2 separate regions of the Mus musculus genome follow, and region 2 is linked to region 1. A link is a loop called in an ENCODE intact Hi-C map of the cell type or tissue named here. Cell type or tissue: heart. All regions are shown on one strand.

What was found. Hi-C counts contacts between places; a loop is a spot of excess contacts. Peaks named below come from ENCODE experiments on the same cell type or tissue, not always from the same donor. Only the 100,000 strongest peaks of a DNase experiment are listed, where the experiment ranks them.
Region 2: a loop joins it to region 1, with 2.2 times the contacts of the local background. A loop is called at or near these places in 3 of 42 quality-filtered maps.

What each region holds. Positions count from the first base shown.
Region 1 is chr15:32,241,638-32,249,637 of GRCm38, reverse strand. It overlaps Sema5a (sema domain, seven thrombospondin repeats (type 1 and type 1-like), transmembrane domain (TM) and short cytoplasmic domain, (semaphorin) 5A), which reads right to left and starts at 4,825. Exons shown (of 23, transcript NM_009154.2): 1 at 4,339-4,825. It overlaps Snhg18 (small nucleolar RNA host gene 18), which reads left to right and starts at 4,976. Exons shown (of 2, transcript NR_038186.1): 1 at 4,976-5,256; 2 at 7,869-8,000. It overlaps Snord123 (small nucleolar RNA, C/D box 123), which reads left to right and starts at 7,706; the gene lies at 7,706-7,793. In heart, CTCF peaks have their summits at 3,463 (motif pointing left), 4,554 and 6,492; DNase peaks (open chromatin) are centred at 3,517, 5,017 and 6,357; H3K4me3 peaks cover 4,049 bases; H3K27ac peaks cover 3,677 bases.
Region 2 is chr15:32,342,790-32,350,789 of GRCm38, reverse strand. It overlaps Sema5a (sema domain, seven thrombospondin repeats (type 1 and type 1-like), transmembrane domain (TM) and short cytoplasmic domain, (semaphorin) 5A), which reads right to left. Exons shown (of 23, transcript NM_009154.2): 2 at 3,474-3,570. Among named protein-coding and RNA genes, the nearest start is that of Sema5a, 100 kb to the right of the region's middle. In heart, no CTCF peak of the experiment used is centred here; no DNase peak of the experiment used is centred here.

The sequences.
Region 1 (8,000 bases):
AAAACACACAAAGAAAGAGTAGTAATTGAGTCACTTTTCCACGTTCAATACTGAGCATGTTTGAAAACATTTGAGAACTCCAGCATGGGAATAAAGTACGCTCATCTTCGCTCTTGTCAAACAACCATAAATTTTGGACCAAAGAAGAAGGAAAGAGAAGACAGCCATACTTTGGGCAGAATATTCTGACTGTTTGAGTCCCATGCTGTACTGACCATGTTTTTAGTGACATGCCCCAGGTGACATACAACTTCATCTTTGAAGTCCTATGGCTTCAAACTACCTTGTGAAACAGAGGCTGGGTTTCCTAGTTCTAGGATCTTCCACAAAGCTAGAGGACACAGACTAATTGTGTCGCTATCAGTGCGGTGATAAAGTAAATGACTTAGGACTCAATATCTCTCTTCTTTTTGTCTGTTGTGTTCCAGCTTGCTTAAACTCTGAACCAAAGAGTGTTTTGGACAGACTTACTGAGAACAGAAACTTTGAAGGGATCCTAAGATTAGTTTTTGTTCCCCTCTCTTTTCTTACTATAAAAAAATAGATTTTGTATACTTGGATAACCAGTACCCTAAAATAGAATGGTACAGTTGGTGAAGTACTTGCTACCAAACCTAGTGACCCAAATTTGGCTCTCAAATACATATTGGAAGGACAGACACACAGCTGTCATGTGACCTTTATACTGTGTCATATTCAACACACACACACACACACACACAATGTAGTAAAAATGTAAATGCCAAAAAAAAAAAGCTATATCCCAAAGAGCTGGTGTTCATGCCTTATATTCATCTCTGGGATGCTCTTATGCTAATCTATGGGAACTACAAACAGCAGAGACACTATCAATGTCAGGTGATGTCTGCAGGATAGTAGAGGGTTTTTAAAAATATATAGTAATTTCAACTAGACTTTTACATCTTACTTTAGAAAGTACTTGAGGAGCATCTATGAAAATCTCCATATTGCAGACAATAGTACAGACGCTGTACACTACTTAGAATGACATACACTCACTCATCTGGGGATTCCAGAAAAGTTAACTTTGCAGAATATAAATAAAGATTTGCAAGCAGGTGCAGGTGGGCAGAAAGGTAGAGGCATCTTTGTTCGATACTTTGCTGTAATTCAATTTGTTAGACGCTGTAATTTATGTTTCAAACATTATTGAACATTAAACACAAAAACTTGTCACCTTGGTATTATAATTATATCCTAAGCAATTTGTCTGGGTAACTATAGCAACAATTTCAGATACACTTTTATAATACTAATTTGGCATAATTTTAGAATCAAGAATTATAGCAAATATATAGGAAGAAATGGTTTCCTCAAATGTTATTCAATTCTACATTTAAAAAAAAATGGGTTACTTGACTAGGAGTTGATGCGAACGAATGGATCTGTTCTGTACTGCACATGGCATGGGCTGGAACACAAGCCTCTTCTTTAGGGTCGGCGTCCATGCTCACTCATATATCCAACAGAATGCCTGATGCCCTTGGCTGGACTCTTAGCAAAGCCCTACCCATCCCTCCTCCACCTTCCTGCATTTTGTCGCCGAAAAGCCTCTGTTTCAGTGACTTAATGATAAAACGACATTCAGTTAAACAGATAAAAATCATTATCCAGTTAATTGGAACTATGCAACGGTTTGGCTAGGTAGCTCTTGATATAGCCTGGCATGAGTAGCAGTTGATATAGCAGCCCAAGAAACTGGCATCTATTTTGAGCACGAAGCATACAGCACAGAGAAATGCTTGTTGCTTTTAACAACTGTCCCTCAGCAAGAGGCTACAATGAGGATACAGAAGAATTTCCTCTGAGAAGCCAGTAGCTACAAGGACTTCCTGTGGTCCACAAAACCTAGGGTCATGGTAAACTTGTGGGAATATGTTTGCATTCATCTTGTATTGTTGTGAACTAGTTTTACTCTGTGCTCTTCCATTTCTCTCTTTCAATCTCTGCAGACATGACTAAGATGTCACTTGAGACAGACACAAGGAGGGATAAATACCAGCTTATTTTCAGCAGATTCTAAACACCTTAAAATACTTCCTCTGGTCCAAGACAGTCTTCCCTACCCAGAAGACCAAAGTCTTTGCTCTCAGCAGGGATCCTGCAGCTGTTTGCCATTAAGGCAACCAAATAAGTTAGCAGCGGCTTAAAAGGCATCAAATGATGAGCATCGCTTATTTCCCATGTGAGGAAAAGTATGTATTGACTACAGCCGCATAAAAGCTGATACCAGTACATGGACTTCACAGCTGAATGGGCACACACTGTGACAACAGTCGGCATCTTGGGTGAGCCACTGTCTCAAAAGTTTTTATAATAAACTCACGGCAGGAAGTCTATGTTTCAAACAACTACACTTGGAACTGCTTCTTCATGGAAAACAAACGTGCAGAAGAAATGTGAGTGGGCAGAAAGAAATGCACACTTCTTTTGGAGTAAACACAGGAAAGAAAAGTAGTTTCAATGATCTACAACAGAAGGTGTCTGCTTAAGCCTGAAGTGCAACAGTGAACTTTTTACTCCAAGAGAGGAACTCCTCCCTCTCTCAAAAGATGAAAAACAACATTAATTGGCAACCCTAGTTGGGTATTTAAAACGTTTCCTATTAAGGGCTAGTTTTATCTTTATAAAAGACGAATTCTGTATTTAATAACGCATCTGCACTTCAAAAACAGGGCTCTTCCTGACAAGCCTGGACACACAGCTATTTTTAAAAATATAAATAAATACACTGCATTAATTTTAACACCCGGTGTTTAACCAATGTGCTGCTTAGGAGCAGAACCTCCTCTCCGTATTACACATAACTCTTATACCTTCGCGCAGTTTCAATTGTTAAGTCCAATTGTCAAAGGAGAAAAATGTGTACCCTGAGGAGTTTGTAGGAATGTGTCTTAGGAAGAAACCTTTCCAGATAGACGGCTTCCGTCCAACTTTTCTGTCGCTTAACTACGCTAAAAAGCTCTCCTGGGTAAAGAGAACACTTCTCTCAACTCTTCCTTTTGAGAGGAAAAGAGGATCGCCAAGGGCGATCGCCAGAGATCACTCCCCTCCAACAGTTCCTCGGAACATCCTGAGCACCGATCTTCTCCTGGCCCCAGACCGTGAACCCGGGTATGAAATGCCTTAGTCTTCCTCAGCAAAACACCCTGGCGGAGTTGTGCCCTGGTCCCACTAACCCCAAATTTTCACGAACACCGCAGAGCCCCTGTGCAGAGAGCAGGAAAATGTCCCCTAGTCCACCGTGCAGGGAGGTAGGCGATTCCGACCACCAATCCCGGTTCCAGATCCCACCAAGCAAGCCTGGCCTAGCGCGGAAATCACAGCAAAAATCTGTGTTTTACTGCTGCCTAGGACCCCTGACCCATTTGCCCAGGACAAAAACACTAACAAGCTCTGTGACATCCTCTCCGAAAGCTCGCTCTTGGCGCCCCCTGCCGGGAATCTCCGGGACGCCGCAGGCGCAGGAAAGTTAAAACCCAACTCAAGGCAACCGCATCCAGGTACAAACAACAAAAAAGGACGTGAAAGCGCTTCCCGCCAAAGCCCGGGGCGGGAGGTGAGGGGTACCGGGACCGGGACCTACCCGCTCTGGGCCCAATTCCAAGGGCGATCGCCGGAGATCACTCCCCTCCAACAGTTCCTCGGAATATCCTGAGCACCGATCTTCTCCTGGCCCCAGACCGTGAACCCGGGTATGAAATGCGTGCGGCTGGGCTGCCCGCAGACGGGGGCTCTGCGATTGGAGCTCATCCTGCTGAAGCCCCAGGCTTCGCCATCCCTGCCTTAGTCTTCCTCAGCAAAACACCCTGGCGGAGTTGTGCCCTGGTCCCACTAACCCCAGATTTTCACGAACACCGCAGAGCCCCTGTGCAGAGAGCAGGAAAATAAATGTCCCCTAGTCCACCGTGCAGGGAGGTAGGCGATTCCGACCACCAATCCCGGTTCCAGATCCCACCAAGCAAGCCTGGCCTAGCGCGGATTACGCACACAGATCTCCACGGGTACCTGAAAGGTGCTGGCCGAGGTGCAGGCTTGCCCACTGACCGGTCGCACACCCGGACCTTCTCAATCCACGCTCGTATCCAGGGAAAGGCTAAGACACAAACTTCCAGCCCGTGCACTATCTCCACTGCGACCGCCCCCGCTTTGATGGTAGTCCTGCACGCGCCTCTGCCAGGTTGTCCCCACCCAGGTGTCTGCAGAGTGACCCTACCAGAGACTTACACCACCCGCAAATGGACCAGTGCCGAGTCCAGTTCACACGTGCAGGGTCTCAGCTATGACACTCAGGGACTCTGCGGGGAGAGAGCTCACCAGATGCCGGGCGCGTTCCTCCTGCTAGTCATCCAGCGCCCCGGGGCCCGGAGCTGCTCCAAGGGTCCTCTTCAGTGTACTACGAGGGAAGTCGAGGCAGCCGCCACCACTGCACCCCGCCACTTCTCCAGAGCTATCCTCCTCTCGCAGCGCGCCAGGCTGGGGACCAGCTAGTCTGCCGGAGTCTCCAGTTGTGCAGCTGAGTGGACAGGCTCGCGCCGAGAGAGGGCGACCGGTGAGGTGGCAAAGTTGGGTACCCTCTGCTTAGTAGCTGCGCGTGGGAACCAAGAACACCCCCAAAAAGGATTGCACGTGCCGGGACGCCCCCGCAGTGGGAAGGTGGGATACAGAGGTCGCCACAAGGCTGGGGCCACCGTCAGCCAAGGGCTGAGGAGCCCACCCGCGGCGGGAGCGCAGCGCGCGCGGGAGTGGGCACAGCGTGAGCAGCCGCTGCTGACGCCGCCTTCCTAGCGAGTAGACCAGCGCTGGGTGAGCGGGCCCAGAGCTCGGGGCGGGGAGCACAGGACCGCCTCGCCTCGCCCCGCCCCCGCCCCGCCCCCTCCGCCGCACCTCCCCTACTCCGCCCCTCCCGCGTGCAAACTGAGCGCCCCACCCACCCCTGACCTTCCCAGGCCCCTCCTCTAGCCCCGCCTCTTCCCGAGATGGGACCCCCAAACACTCCCCAGGGGGCTCTCTACACACCCCAGGAGTTCTATTTGTGCCACCAGAGTGCAAGCTCACCCAACTGGTGACTTTTTTCGAACTCCCTTCCTCGCCTGGAAGAGACCTTCTTTGGCTACCCGCCCCTTGCCCGGTGGCTCCTACGTGGCTACTTTGCAGGATGGGCTGTATAAAGGGCTGGAGGCAGTTCAACCCAAACCAGAGACGTGGCGTCTGCTAGGCCTGCCTAAGCTCCAGGTAAGTGCGTGCCCCCGGCGGATCGCGGGTGGGAAGAAAGTGGAAGTTTAAGATTCAGTTCTTCTGTGTCATCATAAGAAGACTGGGGTGTGCTTTGGGGGTGGTGAGGGGCCCGCCGCGGATTCTTACAGGCGAGCTGGGCCCAGCAAGGCTCTCAGTTCTTGAAAAGGATAGATCAGAGAAATGAATAAATCTGCCATCCAAGGAAATAGAGCAAGAGGTTCCCAAGTAGCCCTAATGGGAATTAGGAGAGGGTTACCTCATGGACAGAAACAGCTGGGCTAATTGGTACTCCGCAAGTATCTTGGGAGTTTACTGAGTGAGCATGGGGGCAAAAAGTTTATCTTGGAACGCAAAGTAAATGCCTTGGGAAGGCAGCTTTATTGACGCGTTGTTCAGTTCTCCTTCTAAGGAAGTGATCAACTCACCAAGTTCTAAACAACATACAAGGTTGTGAAGAGGGGAAATTACAGGATAAAGTCAGAAACCGTGGATCCCTGCCCCTACAGCCATGCTTGGCGATCCTTTTCCCTCAGGATAGGGTAAAGGAACGATGTCTTCAGGTTTTCCTCCCATATCGGGCCTTGTTGGTGGCCTCGGGTGCTTTTGCATAAGGAACCTCATCAATGAGTTTCTTAGCTGCAAGACCTAAGGATGTTCCCATTTGCCACAATCACATCCTGGTATTGGCAGGTTGCAAATGTGCCCTGGTAGGGGATAGGGGCGCCGGTGACAGTTCGGGGCCTCTGTGAGGGTTCCATGATGCTAAACAGGGACCGGGTAATAGCTGGAATGTGTCACCGCTCATCCAGGACCACAGAGATTCAAGAGGAGGTGAATAGAAGCACAAGTTGCCACCAATTTGTTGTGTCTGTCACCTTCAAATGAAAGAATTAGGCGAAACCATTTTTGAAAGAGTCCATTGGAGGCTATGTCAACCCCAGAGTGTGCTGTGTCTACAATTGTGGAGCCTGAAAAGTATGGCCCCAACGCAGATGTCTTCTAGGGCTTGTTTGGGAAACATCTACTACAGATGCTTGGCTGGCTTCCAGCTCTGGGGTGGCAGCTCCTGGCTTCTAGATCTTGCCCGGAAAAGTTAATAGGCTTCCTTTGCTTCTCCCTGCTGTTTCAGAAGTGGGTGGGAACTAGCGCCATTCTGAGCACTCCCCTTCTCTTGCCTACGTGGCACAACAGTCTGGGAGACTTTTGGGAGAAGGAGGCCTTCTAGGGGCCGACAGTGGAAGACCTCAGCCTCACACTTGAACCCTATAGCCTTCAGGAAGGCAGGGTGGAGCAGAACAGGGTGGAGAAAGACAAATTAAAACTCAAATGTACTTCACTCTTTCTTATGCTTATCCCTCAATGTCAACTGATAAAAACAATTAGCACATCTTTTTAAAAAAAAAAATATTTTTTTTTTTAAGGAAGAAAGGAATGAGGGAGATCAAACCTGTGCACTCAGGTGGCTGAGGCAGAAGGATTGAGAATTCAAGGCCAGCCTGGGACCACCTAGGGATAACTTATAAACTTACAAGCAGACAAAGAAACTCACTCTTAGCTTGGAGGCATAAGCGCTGTTTACCGTGAGGATTATCCCATAGAATTTCACCCTCTAAATGAAGTGAATTTGTGTTACTGGGGCAGGATGTAGGTTTGATTTTTGCCATTTACAGACTACACTATACCATTGTTAAATGTATCAGTGATAATGAATTACAAATCTCTAAGAAACAAGACCAGAAACCAAATCCTCATTTGGAGTGCTTTCTTGGTCTAAAACAGTGATTCTTGACCTGCGGGTCACAACCTCTTGGCTGGTGAACGACCCTTTCACAGGGGTCGCATAGCGGATATCCTGCATGTGAAATGTTTACATCATGATTCATAACGGCAAAATTACAGTTATGAAGTAGCAGTGATATAATTTTATGATTGTGGCCCCCACAGCATGAGGAACTGTATTAAAGGGTCGCAGCCTTAGGAAGGCTGAGAACCCCTGGAGGTGAAATGGTCCTAAGCTGACACTGATTTTGCTACTGACTTGCAGAAAGTTCGTGAACTTTTCTGAGCTCACTCACGTCTTCTCATGCAGCTTGACCCACAAGCACCAAAGGAGAAAGAAGCTGCTCAATAAAGCACAGCTGAGGCTTAGCACAGAGCAGGCACTCTGAAATGCAATTGTTTTTAAGTATTTAGAAATATTTCCTTTTCCTAGTAGAATCTGCTTTCCCCTTTTGGAAGGCAATCCTTGATAAAGGCACCTTGAATCCTCAGATTTTTAACTAAATGGGCTTGTTATTTTGCCAAGAATGTTTTGTTGATATCAAGATAAAGTGTTCTCCCCCTCCCTTCTTCTTTCCCTACCCCTCCGCTTCACCATCCCCCCAACACCATCAACTGCTTCAGGTGGGCCTGTGTACAGGGCCAAAAGTGAGAAAAGCTGTGAAAGAAACCCATTGGTGAAAATGATGAATTCTGGGGCGCTGATTCATGTGACTTGAAAAAACGCCATCCATTTCCTGACTCACCGCAGATTCGGTTCAGAAATATGAAGCAGTGCAGGACTTTCAACTAACACAACAATTTTGTCTTTTCTTTATATTCCCTCCCAGTACCTGACTAAAGTCCAGAGAATGGAGCAGGGAGGAGCTGAAGAGAGCGTGGCTGGGAGACATGAAGACAGAGCTGTGGACCACAGTTGGCTTTCCTGGGAACACTCCCTAACTGTGGTCTATAAGATGTAA
Region 2 (8,000 bases), 100 kb before region 1:
CTGGAATTTGTATCCTTTTTAAGCATCCTTTTTAAGCATGTAGTTCACAGTCACCATTCACTACATGCAAATAATCTATTCATTTTCATTGAAATTATCTGTAAGATACAAATCCCTTTGGTGTTCCCAAGATGGCTTGGAGGATAAAGTCACTTCCTACTATGCCTCACAGTCTGTTCTCAATTCCCAGGACCCACGTGGTAGAGAAAAGTGACTCCTGCGAGTTGTCCTCTGAACATCATGCAAGCACTATGTCACACACACACATACACACACACCCCATACACACACACACACACACACACACACACACACACACACACACATGCTCACACTCACACACAAGATAAATAAATATATACATACTATAAAATTATTCTTAAGAATACAAATTCCTCAACTCTAAAGATATATTCAAAGCACAATGCATAATCTAGTAGACTTTACTAGATACATAACCTGTACACAGAGATTACATGGATAGAAATACAACAGCAAATTGCAATGTATTTTTCTCAGCTAATAAAATGTCATAGACAGAACTTTTACTTCTACAAGCAGAATTTCAATGTTATCCTAGTGTTACTAAAGCAAAGAGCACATTTCCATGCAGGGGGAGTAAGAATCCGAGAAGGGGAGCTCCTTGGCAAAGGCAAGGACACAAAAGCTATCTTCTATCAGGGTCCCAGAGTGAGTGAACTTGACTTAATTCTTCAAGGAAGCCGAGTGAATGGGCTTCCAGTAATATAGCACAGTCAAAAACACATTAAGGCATCCTTTTAAAAGAAAAACTAGTGCTTTAAAATTATTCCTTTACTTTTTGAGATTCTAATATAATTGTATCCCTCTGCTCCCTGAAAGTCACCCTATGTACTTTCCCGTGCTTTCTTTCAAATTCATGGCTTCGTTTCTCACCTATTGTCACCATACACAAATATGTGTGTATTCCAAATACATCAATAGAACCTACTCAGTTTGTATCTCCTTACTTGCATATATGTGTAAATAGTCCAAAAAAATATATTAAAAAGGCCAAACAAAAAACAAAAATAAAAACAAACGAAACCACCTATTTGGATGCAAGTGTATAGTGTTGTCAAGTTATCTCTTGTTCTAAAATGAGTCCTGTAGACACCTACTTTTGCTCTTAGTAAAATAAGTACAGTTAATAGCTCAACATTTTGTTCAACATAGTTATTTGACAGCCAAAAATAACTGCACACTGCTCCTACGCGTATGTGAAGCAGCATGAAGAGTCCGGGACTGAAAAGGCACAAACACTGGGAATTAGGAAACGCCACTGAGCTTGCTTTGTAACTGAGCCATGAATGCCAGGTGTGGAACAAGTCATGCCAAGGGGAAAGTGTTCCTTGGGTTTTACTTTAAATAGCTATAGTTCCGATACCAAAATTTAGCCTAGCACATTTGGGGCATGTAGACTTTTTCAAGGGATGGAGCCCCCAATGGCTTTATTCCCAGGTTTTTGCAGGCACATTAAAATTTGTGATAGGATTCTATGCACCCATGCTAAATTTTGTCAGGAGACGTAATGGCTCCTGATATATTCTCATCCTCTCTGTGATGAGATCTTTAAGCACTCCAGAGAACATATAGATCAAAGCTCAGCAAAAGAGAGCCTTGGGGGACCACTTTCAGCCTCATTCCTACCTTTGTAAATAAAGATTTACTAGAACCTGGTCAGACTCATTCATTTACATATATATTCATTTACAAAGTGGCCACTGTCACATTGCAGTGGCAGAGATGAGGTGACACAGCAGAGAATCTAAGGCCTATAGCCATTAATGTGTTTATCCCCTATATCTTCAAAAGAGAACTTCCGATTGGCAAATCAAATGCTTGAAAAAGCAATTCCTTCATCTTCAAAAGGGAACTCTGTCAATTTTTGATTGACAAATCAAGTGCTTAAAAAAGCAATTCCTTAATAATTGTTGTATACTTTTCTTTAAGAGCCCTGGAATTTTCAGAATGGAAAAAAAAATAATAATAGTGCATCATTCCAGAATGGCATGCCCAGTGCTCTAAGTTGGCATCTGGGCTTAGGGTTGAGGGACATGAGTCCAACCCTATCTCAGCTCCCGCCTGGGTAGGTAAATTACTGACTCTTTCTGAGACTCAGTTTACTCATCTTAAAGGACCATGAAAGCATCTGCTTCAAAGACTGAGGGCAAAAAGCAGTCTTTCCTCAGCACAGGCCCTGGTAACCCCTGCAACCTACATGAGCTAACAATACCTCCTATAATGTACGGGCCAAGGCACAACCAAATTACATCTACCCAACTCTATAATATCCCTGGGGCTCTTTCCAGCTCTCTTGCTCGGTGGTTCTCCATGGAGGAGGGACTGAGATGCTTTGTTGCTGGAGTTAGTTGTTCTTAGATACCTTGTGAACCTGAATTTATGTGGGCTACAGACATACACAAAATGTAGCACCTAGACTTGTCCTGTGAAGTGTAGGAATCGGATAGGGGAGTCAGTGTCAGCCAAGCTTGTCTGCATACCAGGAAACTGAATTCTTGAAATCCATTTAGTAGAGATCAGGATGTAAAAACAACAGGGAACTGGCAACACTGTCAAACAACTGTGACAGTCAAAAATACCCAGAATGTATGTATATATGGCTGTTACTGGCAATTTTTTAAATTGGAAAATACAATAAAGTTGCCTACAATCAGACTTAGTTGTGTTGAGAAGTAATTTAATAAAGTGGGATGTTCCCATTGACTAGTTTATGAAAGAAAGATCCTTGTCCCTCCCTGTCCCTGTCCTTGTCCCTTTTCACCTCTCCCCCTCTCCCTCTTCCTCTCTCTCTCTCTCCCTCTCCTCCTCTCTCTTCTTCTCCCTCTCCCTCTCCCACAGCACCTCCATTCCCTTCCCTGCCTCTTCTAGTCCTAAAGGTGGTCACAGATTTCACATGAGAGGGTACCTCCCGAGTCTGAGACACCTAAGATGGGTTCCCACAAAGGTAGGTTGTTGGCGTTGGACTTTAGATGTCTCAACAATCAGGACTGCTGATAGGAGGCTGAGCTCTGAAAGCAGAGATGCTGGTCTCTACGCTCCCAGATGAAACATATCCCAGAGGACATCAATGGGCGTTTGAGGCTTCTCTCAGAAGGTACAGGACACCTTAGGAAGTCCCCCAAGAGGAAAGTGCAATGGCAGATAGACACACCACAAACTAAGGAAGGACCCAGCACAGGCACAAAAATGAAACCTATTAGGCAGTCACACTGTGACTGGGAGCCACCATGACTCACCAGTTCTTTTCCTGTCCCGGAGGTTCCCCAGTGATTTCCCAGTGCACTCAGACCCAAATAGCATTACCTTTTTTAAAAAAGTTCTTTTTTCTGAAAGCTGTCATTTACTGCCATTTTTAACAGAAGAGACATCTAGTCTAAATGTGTAGTACTCTTTCTGGGTCTCAGCACTTCCCACTCAGACGTCTCACTTACCGAGGAGAGAGAGGGCAAAGACGTGTAGCCTCGGTCATGAATCACACTGAACTGCACAGCCTCATGGGTACCCAGGCCCAGTTGTCACACACCAGCCCTTCAACAAAGAGAGAGAGAGAGATCCAGTTAGTATATATTGAAAATCACTGCAGCCTTTGCTTATAAATGCTAGGAAGGTCCATCAATGTCCTGTACAACCAGTACAAGCATCCTTAGCAAGGCTGGAGAGAGCAGCACAGGAGAGCTTGGAGATCGTGATTATGAGAAACCTAGCATTATAGACGCTGCTGGGTTTATTTCTTTTAAAAGGATAAACATAGAAACTAATGCTGATGGTTTTCTCCCGAGACTTAATTTAGTTTGCATTATTTGCTTAGGGGAGGGGGAAAGGTATGTGTGAAAGAGAGTGTGGGTGCCCACAGAGGCTAGAGGCTGCAGATTCCCTGGAGCTAGAGTTGTAGGCACTTGTGAGCTTCCTGCTATGTGAGCTGTGAACCAAATGCAGGTTGTCTGCAAGAGCAGTGCACTCCCTTAACTGCTGAGCTGTTTCTCCAGGCTGAGAAAATAAAAATTTTAGTGCTGTTCAACATGTGAAAAAAAAAAAAATCTCATGAAACATCCACAGGGGCCATTATTTCAAATTCACTGATATTTCCTTTAAAAGTTTGAAAATAAAATGGCACCCATTTCAATGGCTCCTCCACTGCCAAGCTTATGCAAAAGCACCCAGAATAAAGGGTTGCACAAAGGTCTTCAGAGTACGTACAGCATAAACTACTCCTGAATTTGAGTTCCCACTGTCTCATGTCCCTGTGTTTTCCTGCACAATTATAAGATTTCATAGGAAAAGTTATCCAGCAGCACAAAATAAATCTACTTTACCCAAAGCCAGAAAACTTCCTGTGTCTTCTCATAAAGCTATTCTATCAAAGCAGGAAAGCCAGGTTGAATGTGAGACGTGTACATCAGAGCTTGAAGTAGGTGACTCCCTACTTGTTATCTGTGCAATAATGTGAAGGACACCTGTCGTGCCCACCAGTGCCAAGCAACAGCTTTCTTTCCTTTCTCCTTATTTACTGTGCCTCTCTCTCTCTTTGTCCTCTTCTCTCAATGGTGTCTGGCTGTTGTACATGTGAAGCACACAGATGTCCTCACTCCTCACCCACACAATAGAGAGCAGCTGCGGCTATGGATGGTGATGAGAAAATGAGAAGACCTTCCAGAACATTCCGGCAATTCTTCCACTCAACGAGCCCCATGTGGCACATGTCAGTGATGATCAAAAGCCAACGAGCTTCAAGCCAACCTCCATAAAATAACCCAAAGTTTAATACAACTGCTGGAATCTGTAGACAACAAAAGTGCAATCTGCTGAAATGCCTTTAGGGGTGTCCTGGATTTCAGGGGCACTGGGACAGTGATTCTATAAAGCTTCCAGCTTCAAGGAAAGCTCGATGGAGAAGATGGAGGATTTGCAAGGAGCAAAGAAGCGACTGGGAGCAGCATGTGGGACTGCTGGCCACAAAGACTTCCAAGCAGGCCAGGTGCAGCTCTGCCCTGCAACATTGCCAACTCAAGGTCTCAGTAGGGTCCTCTTGGCCTGTGACATCATCCTTTGGAAGGGATAAGGTACAGATGCAACTCTTTGAGGATGAAATAAGGGTCAAGGAGCTTTCCCAAAGGTAAAGATGAATGAATGCTCAGGCCAGGAAAATAATGTAAAACACTCAAATTCCTCCTTCCTTTTCCTTTCTTTTTTTTTTCTCTCATTACCAATAATATCTCCTTTGGGTGCGGCAACAAAATGCTGAACAGCACAGGTGAATATATGAGTTGGTTCTCTTGAGCCCAACAATATGCTGTATAAGAAGCACTACCTCAGTTCTCTCATGTTTGCTTATTTAGATCATAGTCCAGGTATGAGTAATAGAATTGGACAGCTCCATTGGTATCCACTATGGCTCTCTGATTGTCTACTAGTGACAATGCATAAGATTTAAATTAAAAGAGGGCAATGGGCCTCCTGTCCAGAGGTCAGAGATGTAGAACTTCACTGGACACATGAAATATGTCCACAGAACAAAGTTCTTTCATAATTGACAAATAAGACGAGGCCAAAAAGAGTACTTTAAGAGTTGAAGAGTGCCCCCGGCAGTGGTGGCACACACCTTTAATCCAAGCACTTGGGAGGCAGAGGCAGGCAGATTTCTGAATTCAAGGCCAGCCTGGTCTACAAAGTGAGTTCCAGGACAGCAACGGATATACAGAGAAACCCTGTCTCGAAAAACCAAAATAAATAAATAAATAAGTAAATAGAATTGAAGACTGGTGGTAGAAACAAAGATATTGCAGGAGAGCATCTCTGCTAAGTTCAAACAAGGACAGCCACAGCCAGGGCAGCCAGTCAGCCCCAGAACAGCTTTTCACTGTAAAACCTGCCTCTTTCCCTTTTGAATACTCAACTGTGATGGACAGAGTTCCCGTGGTAGAAGAAAGCACAGCTCCCTTCAGAACCTGATGGATGAATAAAAAGACCCTGCCAGCAGCAGTGACCATCCCAACAGTGAAGTGGAGAGCCACTAGCCATACACCAGATAGCTAAGCTAACAACATCAACCTTCTTCTGAGGCTCCTCAATTATCCAACCAGGCCTTGAACCACTTGAGGAACAGTTCAGAGGCACACAACATAGGCTCAGGTGCACGGGCTCAGGTGCAGCACCTACGGTAGCATGCCATGCGCTTAGCAGGAGCCAAGTTACAGGAACATTCCTGGAGATGGAGCCACCTAGCTGGCTCACAGGATTTGGTTACAGTGAGGACATAAACCAGCAGATATATAAGTAACAGATCATTTAGAGATATTCTAGAAAACCGAAGGAAGTCAAAGGAATGAGGTTATATTAACCCAGAAGCACACCCACCTGATTTAGTAACCTCAGTTTCCCCATTTGTCTTACAGCTCACTGGCGCCACTCTTTTCTCTTTCTACTCAGTAGTGACCTTGATACGAGCAACCTTTGAAGTTTACAGAACTGCTATGGGGAAAAGATCTGTCTCTAGGAGTATAAGTGCAGAATCATCACTAGAACTCTTGTTGATACACAAATATTTTTTTCCCAGAAGTTTCATCCCATAACTACCTCCATGGGTTCTTAAAATGTCTCCATGTGGAAATGACAGTGTAAAATGTGAGCATCAGTTACAGCTAAGTGCACATCAGTGCCTGGCTTTGAACATACATATGCTTTAATCCTCTCTGACCACTCTACTCAGCAGGAGGTAGTGTGGACTTATTAATTCCTGTGGTCACACTGGAAATTAAATGAAAGTAGACAGACTTTCTACCAAGTGTTATAGTGTCTAAAAGAGACTTTACCTGATAAAAGTTTGAGAAAACTATTAATGGCCAGTGGCAATGTATGTCCTCAGTACATAGATGCCAAACACCAACGATATACAGCACATCCTGATGGCAGTGTACAGGAAGGAGGTAGAACACAAAGCAGGAAGGAGCTGTGCTCTCAGGAAGCCATACAAGACACTGTGTGATGCTTCTGTTACGTAATTCAATAAACACCATGAAACTATGAGTGGGGCAGGGAGATACGTTATCTGCAGATAAAATAGTTAAGAAAAGCTAGCTGCCCAGGGGGAAATGCCAGATAACATGTGCTCCGATAGATATGGGAAGAGAGTAGAGTATGAAAAGAGGTGATGAAGTATGTCCAACTGATAAATTACAAATGGAGCAAATAGCAAACCGTTCATCAGCAGTGCCCAAGGATCATCAGCAGTAAGAGAGATGAACCATTATTGGTCAGCACACATGAGTGCCTGGTACTATCATTTGTGCTTGGTGTAGTGATGGAACTCCTGCACAGGGCCTCCCCAGAAAGGACTCCATAAGAATACACAGGAAGTAGATGTGGTTAAAAGAAAGCAGTTCTGCTAAGAGGGAAATTGGGATCACAGTGAACTAGGGACCACAGGCAGAAAGATGGCCTTTTATCACGTATCATGGGAAATAAGAAAAGGCAAATACATACATACATACATACATACATACATACATACATACACACATACATACATACATACATAGAATCTCCTATAAGAGCCTAAGGAGGGCTGACCACCAAAATGTAGAGGCAGCAGAGAAGTATCACGCAGGTGAGTGTGTCCACCATCACATCAAAGCTACTACCACACATGGCCAATGGAATAAAGACAGAAAGGAGTCACACTAGCCTCTGCTAGATGGCCAAAAAAAGATGACAAAAAGACTATAGGGAATTCAACTGCAGAAAGAGAGGGGACTAGATCCAAAGGAAAGAAGAGGCACTGGTGGTCAGTGGAGTACCAGGAGCTTAATCATGGCAGTTCTGCTGAGGACAGGACAGGGAGGTATGAGGCAGGCCAGAGGCCAAACCAGACCTTTAATTATTAGGAGATATGAAGAAATTGTTAACTCTGTAAATTGCAAAGGTAAGTCTAGCCCAAATCAGCTCTTGACAGGTATCCTTTA